Linked DNA regions of Homo sapiens: region 1 is linked to region 2. Evidence: chromatin contacts called from ENCODE Hi-C or POLR2A ChIA-PET data. All regions are on one chromosome and are shown on one strand. Each heading gives the region's core, a stretch centred on a gene start or an enhancer-like site at or near the end of the contact. The rest is flanking DNA. Distances are from core to core; before and after follow the strand shown.

Evidence for each region. Hi-C counts contacts between places; a loop is a spot of excess contacts on that map. ChIA-PET counts read pairs that join two places held with the same protein, here RNA polymerase II (POLR2A). Pooled maps may share reads with other maps.
Region 1: a map of naive thymus-derived CD4-positive, alpha-beta T cell shows a loop between it and region 2 (16-fold over the local background). The contact joins the promoter of ZNF257 here to the promoter of ZNF43 in region 2. A Hi-C loop is called at or near these places in 2 of 168 maps with a recorded cell type or tissue (aorta and naive thymus-derived CD4-positive, alpha-beta T cell), 2 of 37 single-sample maps with no recorded cell type and 13 of 50 pooled maps. POLR2A ChIA-PET finds 5 or more read pairs at or near these places in 12 of 52 experiments (CD4-positive, alpha-beta T cell, CD4-positive, alpha-beta memory T cell, CD8-positive, alpha-beta memory T cell and 8 more).

What each region holds. Positions count from the first base shown.
Region 1 is chr19:22,050,568-22,053,960 of GRCh38, forward strand. It overlaps ZNF257 (zinc finger protein 257), which reads left to right and starts at 1,917. Exons shown (of 4, transcript NM_033468.4): 1 at 1,917-2,068. The coding sequence starts at 2,066.
Region 2 is chr19:21,834,220-21,837,791 of GRCh38, forward strand. ZNF43 (zinc finger protein 43) reads right to left here and starts at 1,963. Exons shown (of 4, transcript NM_003423.4): 1 at 1,817-1,963. The coding sequence starts at 1,819. RefSeq lists enhancers at 1,054-2,027, 1,557-1,646, 1,687-1,736, 1,757-1,916, 2,028-3,000.

The sequences.
Region 1 (3,393 bases), core at 667-3,166, 220 kb after region 2:
TAGCTGAGCATGGTGGTACACGCCTGTAATCCCAGCTATTCCGGAGGCTGAGGCACGAGAATCACTTCAATCCAGGAGGCCCGATGATTAGGTTCAAGGCCAAATAGCAAAATATGTTTGCATTTAATCTATTTTCTCTCTATATAAACACTGCAGGTCAAGAGTATGCACAGATATGAAGACTTAGAGTTTTCTTCTCCTCCGGACCTATCATCCTTTGCTCCCTTTCTGATCTCTGGAAGGAAGGTGGGCCAAAGGTGGCCAGCAGTTGTCTACTTGTGGTTAATTTATTCCTGCTGCCCTCTGCTCTTTCTATGGCCGCCATCTTTTCCATCCTCCAAACTGAAGAGAGATGTTGTTAGGAAGAGGCCCTTCCTTCACACTGGCAGAATAAATTTATTCAGGCCCTTTACCCACCCAACATCAGAGCTGCACTTCACGTGTGGCTCCTGAGTGCCTGGAATGTGGCTGGGTCTACACTGTGATGTGCTGGAAAGGCAAAAAACAGACTTAGTAGCCTGTGTGCGGTGGCTCACGCCTGTAATCCCAGCACTTTGGGAGGCCGAGGCAGGTGGATCACTTGAGGTCGGGAGTTCCAGACCAGCCTGACCAACATGGAGAAACCCCGTCTCTACTAAAAATACAAAAATTAGCCGGGCATGGTGGCAGATGCCTGTAATCCCAGCTACTCAGGAGGCCGAGGCAGGAGACTCACTTGAACCCAGGAGGCAGAGAACACACTTTGTGCCATTGCACTCCAGCCTGGGCAACAAAAGCGAAACTCCATCTCAAAAAAAAATAAAAAAAAAAAAACAAAAAAAACAAAAAAAAACAGACTTAGTTCCAATGATATAGTTCTAACTATATACATGCTACATTAATAATTACACATTGCTCATATAGTAATATTTTGGATATATTGGGTTACTGAAATTGTTACAATCAGTTTGACCTATTTCTTCTTTCTTTTTAAAGTTTGGCTACTAGAAAATTTAAAATTCACATTTGGCTCACATTCTATTTCAGAAGATTGCCTCCTTTTTTTTTTTTTTTTTTTGACGGAGCTTAGTTTCGCTTTTGGTGCCCAGGCTGGAGTTCAAAGCGATCTCGGCTCACTGCAACTCCTGCCTCCCGGGTTCACCTGTCTCGGCCTCCCCAGTAGCTGGGATTACAGGCACCCGCCACCATGCCCCGCTAATTTTTGTATTTTTAGTAGAGACGGAGTTTCATCGTATTGGTCAGGCTGGTCTCCAACTCCTGACCTCAGGTGATCCGCCGGCCTCGGCCTCCCAAAGTGCTGGGATTACAGGCGTGAGCCACCGCACCCGGCCATGATTGCCTCCTTCTTAAAATCTCAGGCTGCCTGATCAAAAAACCAGAAGCCAGGAAGGTCAGGAAAGCTGAAATTTTAAAATAGTTGTTATTAGATTATTTTTGTTTGTGAATAACAATATAGTGTATTTTTTTCTTTTCTTTTTTTTTTTGAGACAGAGTCTCACTCTGTGGCCCAGGCTGGAGTGCAGTGGCGCGATCTCGGCTTACTGCAATCTCCGCCTCCTGGGTTCAAGCGATTCTCCTGCCTCAGCCTCCGGAGTAGCTGGGACTACAGGCGTGAGCCACCGCGCCCGGCCATATTATGTATTATGTATAAACGCATATGACCTTACACACAAGGTTAAATGCAAATACCTTTGGGTTGGGCCTGGCTCAGCTCAGGGAGGAAAACCTGCCTGAAAAGGCTGGAGCTTAGGCTTTCACTCTTTCTTCATTCAGCCGAGCATCTGATCACGTCTCCTGTCACTCAGGGCCTAAAGGGGCGAGGCCTTAAACGTTATCCAGTCAGGGACGCTGGGCTGGAAACCGTCCAATCAGACACGAAGCTGGAGCGGACAGGGTGGCTTCCGGGTTTGGCGGGTACTTTGTCTCTCGCTCTAGCCCGAGCTGCAGGTCTCGTCTTCCCTGGTCTGTGTCCTCTTCTCCTAGGGGCCCAGCCTCTGTGGCCCTGTGACCTGCAGGTATTGGGAGATCCCCAGCTAAGACGCCAGGTCCTCCTGGAAGCCTAGAAATGGTGAGAGTGCTGGGTCCGACATCCTGGGAGAGGGGAAGGGGGTGGTTGGAACCTGTGGGAAGTCGCTGTGGCGGGACTCAGGCCTCCTTGCAGTCAGCCCTACCATCTGCGCCCGAGTTTTCCTTGGCCAGCTCGGCCTCGGTCCCCCTCAGCCATAAGATGGCGGCTGCGCTGACAGCCGGGACCCCGGGCGTCCTGTCTCTTCCCTGCGCAGTGACTGTGCCCTGGCCTGGATCCCTCTCTCGGCAGCTCTGCACCCGCAGCGCCGAGTCTCCCCAGGTTGTGCAGGGACCACAGGAGAGTCGTCAGGGGAGAATCCTGACTCGGGGTGCGGGGTTCATGAATGGGAAGAGCTTTGGTCTGTGGGGTTCTGAGTCTCTCTTTTCTCTTATTAAAAATATACAGAAGTCACCGCAAAAATATTAAAGAATTTAATTAAAGAGTGATTCAAAAATCCGGGCGCGGTGGCACACGCCTGTAATCCCAGCACTTTGGGAGGCCGAGGCAGGCGGATCACGAGGTCAGGAGATTGAGACCATTCTGGCCAATATGGTGAAACCCCGCCTCTACTAAAAATACAAAAATTAGCGGGCGTGGTGGCATGTGCCTATAATCCCAGCTACTCAGGAGGCTGAGGCAGGAGAATCGCTTGAACCAGGAAGTCAGAGGTTGCAGTGAGCCGAGATGGCGCCACTGCACTCCAGCCTGAAGACAGAGCGAGACTCCGTCTCAAAAAAAAAAAAAAAAAAAAAAAAAAAATTGTAAAGTACCCAGCTATGGTTTGTCATTTGTCGTCCATAGCAGGGGCTTGAAGAGAAGACTTTAATAACATGAGATAAAGAAAACCAAATTCAGTAATTGGTTAGATGCAGTTACATAGTTTGTTAATTTGTACTATCAAGGTGGACATTTCCTTGTTATGTAATCAGAGGTTAAATGGTAGTGTATAGTTGGCTACGCCTCAATTTTGTTTCCCCCAATTTAGTAATTTATAAAAACATGCGTTTGAGGCCGGCGCTGTGGCTCACGCTTGTAATCCGAGCACTTTGGGAGGCCCAGGCGGGCGGATCACTTGAGGTCGGGAGTTCGAGACCAGCCTTACCAACATGGAGAAACTCCGCCTCTACTAACAATACAAAATTAGCGGGGCGTGGTAGTGCATGCCTGTAATCCCAGCTACTCCGGAGGCTGAGGCAGGAGAATCGCTTGAACCCAGGAGGTGGAGGTTGCAGTGAGCCGAGATTGTGCCATTGCACTCCAGCCTGGGCAACAAGAGTGAAACTCCATCTCAAAAAAAACAAAACAAAACAAAAACCATGCATTTG
Region 2 (3,572 bases), core at 713-3,212:
TCCAGCTACTGGAGTGGCTGAAGCAAAAGAATCACTTGAATCAGGGAGGCAGAGGTTGCAGTGAGCAGAGATCACATCACTGCACTCCAGACTGGGCAGCAAAGCAACACTGTCTCAAAAAAAAAAAAAAAAAAGTAAAGAAAAAAAGAAAAGGAAAAGAGGCACAGAGATTTTTATTTTTTACAAACAGTGTAAGGGGATTATTTTTTGCTTTCTTTTCAATATGGAAAATATTTTCAAATAGAAAACAAAATTTAGGCCGGACTCGGTGGCTCACGCCTGTAATCCTTGCACTTTGGGAGGCCAAGGCGGGTGGATCACAAGGTCAGGAGTTCGAAACCAGCTTGGCCAACAAGGTGAAACCCTGTCTCAACTAAAAATACAAAAAAATTAACCAGGCACGGTGGCAGGTGCCTGTAATTCCAGCTACTCGGGAGGCTGAGGCAGGAGAATCGGTTGAACCCGGGAGGTTGCAATGAGCTGAGATTGCACCATTGCACTCCAGCCTGGGAAACAAAGCGAGAGGAAGGATGGAAGCAAGGATGGAAAGATGGAAGGAAGGAAGGAAGGAAGGAAAGAAAGAAGAAGGAAAGAAGAAAGGAAAATTTATTTAAGTCCATCCAATGATTTTTCAAAAAATAATTAAAATATCTGTATCAAAAATATACAGATATCTAAAATATCTTTATCTAAAACGTATCTCTGTATCTAAAATGTACACTAAAAAAAAAAAAAAAATAGCCCGGCTCGGTGGCTATTTTTAAGTGCTGTAATCCTAGCACTTTGGGAGGCTGAGGCGGGTGGATCATCTGAGCTCAGGAGTTCGAGACCACCTGGCCAATATAGTGAAATCCCGTCTTTACTAAAAATACAAAAAAAATTAGCTGGGTGTGGTGGCAGGCACCTGTAATCCCAGCTACTAAGGAGGCTGAGGCAAGAAAATCGCTTGAATCCGGGAGACGGAGGTTGCAGGGAGCCGAGATAGCACCATTGCACTCCAGCCTGGGCAGCAAAAGCGAAAGTCCATCTCAAAAAAAAAAAAAAAAAGAAAAAAAAGAAAAAATAGTTGATAACGTGAATTGCGGAGAAGAAGGTGGCATTTGGGAATGTCAGAAATAAAGGAAAATCTAGTTTAGTTTTTTTTTTTTTTTTTTTCCAGAGGGAGTTTCACTCTGTGGCCCAGGCTGGAGTGCAATGGCGCGATCTCGGCTCACTGCATCCTCCGCCTCCTGGGTTCAAGCGATTTTCCTGTCTCAGCCTCCCTAGTAGCTGCGATTACAGGCGCGCGCCACCACGCCCAGCTAATTTTTGTATTTTTAGTATAGACGGGGTTCACCATATTAGCCAGGCTGCTCTCGAACTCCTCACCTCGTCATCCACCCACCTCGACCTCCCAAAGTGCTGGGATTAAAGGCGTGACCCACCGCGCCCGGCCGACTCTCCTGTTTCTAATAGACCAAAAGAGGGACTAGAAATGCCACGGACCAAAGCTCTTCCTATTCATGAAACTGCATCACGAGTCAGGATTCTCTCCTGACGACCCTCCTGTGGCCCCTGCACAATTTGGGAGAGACGCCGCGTTGCGGCTGCAGAGCTGCCCACAGAGGGCTGCAGGCCGGGACACAGTCACTGCGCAGAGAAGAGACAGGACGCCCGGGGCTGCCTCCCAGAGCAGCCGCCATCTTATGGCTGAAGGGGATTGAGGCCGAGCTGGGCAAGAACTCCGGCACGCGCAGATTGTGGAGCTGACTGCGGGAAGGCCTGAGTCACGCCACAGCCCCTTCCCCCTCTCGGGATGTCGGACCGGCACTCTCACCATTTCTAGGCTTCCGGGGGGTCCTGGCGTCTTAGCTGTGGATCCCCCAATACCCGCAGGTCACAGAGCCACAGAGGCTGGACCTCTAGCAGCAGAGGACACAGAAGAACGAAGACGAGACGCAGAGCTCCAACTGCAGCCAGAGACAAAGGCCCCGCCACATCCCGGAAGCCGCCCTGTCCTCTCCTGCCCCGTGCCTGATTGGACGGTTTCCAGCCCAGCGTCCCTGATTGGATAACTTCTAAGGTCCTGCCCCCGCAAACCCTGAATGAAAGATGTGATCAGACGCTGGGCTGAAAGAAGAAAGAATGACAGCCTAGGCTGCCGCCTTTTCAGGCAGGGCTTCCTCCCTGAGCAGAGCAGGCCCAACCCAGAGGGTATTTGCCTTTAACCTTGTGTATAAGGTCATCTTCACTTATAAGTAATATACTATATGGATACTAAAAAATGAAAACAATTGTTTTTGAATTTCAGCTTTTATGACCTTCCTGGCTTCTGGCCCTTTGAGTAGGAAGTATTACAAACATTGAATATTTTATTATTTATCCTCTGTGGGGTTTTTCTTATTCTTGAGAGGGAGTCTCTGTTACCCAGGCTGGAGTGCAGGGTCATGACTGCAGCTCACTGCAGCCTCAGCAATCTAGGCTTGAGCAATTTACCTGTCTCAGCCTTCTGAGTAGCTGGGACCACTGGCATGTGGCCCCATGCTCAGCTAATTTGTTATCATATTTTTATTTGTAGAGATGAAGCCTCACTAGATAGCCCAGAATGGTCTCAAACTCTTGGGCTCAATGAATCCTACAAAGTCAGCCTCCCAAAGTACTGGGATTATAGGCATGAACCATCACATTCAGACTGAATTATTTTATCAAAAAATTTTTTTAAAGCATTGAGGTCCATTAATAGAATTCAAGGAAATGTTATGCACATGTTTTAAAAGCAAATTAAAAAGCATATACAAAAAGAGAACATTTTTTAAAAAACTAAATATAGGTAATGTTACCAGAAAAAGTTTAGATCTCCTGACTTTAAGTTGCAGTATGCTAATGGAATATTCTTAGTGGATAGTATTCCATTTTCATAAGAAATTCAAAACAAGATAATTTCCAGGTTTTAGAAACTGATGTAAAACATAAAAATATAGAAAATCTCTAATGTGTTCCCATGATATAGTATTACTTGAAATATAAACTGGGCAAACTCAGCAAAAGACAATTTAATCTCAAATTTCAAAATAGGTACAGAAGTTCTAATGGAATAATAAATGGAATCCAGGATTTTATTCATAAAAAGGCTAAAAAGTGACCATTCTCTGTGATTTTGAAAGTAGGAATTTGTGTAAACAGATGTGTATTTGCATCTACATTTGCCTACACTTACTTTTTTTTTTTTTTTTTTTTTTTTTTTGAGACGGAGTCTTGCTCTGTCGACCAGGCTGGAGTGCAGTGGCACAATCTCGGCTCACTGCAACCTCCGCCTCCCAGGTTCAAGCGATTCTCCTGACTCAGCCTACCAAGTAGCTGGGGATACAGGTGCATGACCCCATGCCCAGCTAATTTTTTTATGATATATTCATTTATTCAGATTACTCGATAATTAAAAATTATATTTTCTATGAATACCAGCTAATTTTTTGTATTTTTAGTAGAGACAGGGTTTCACCCTGTTAGCCAGGATGTCTCCTGACCTGGTGAACTGCTCGCCTTAGCCTCCCAAAGTGCTGGGATTACAGGTGTGAGCCACCATGCCCAGCAGC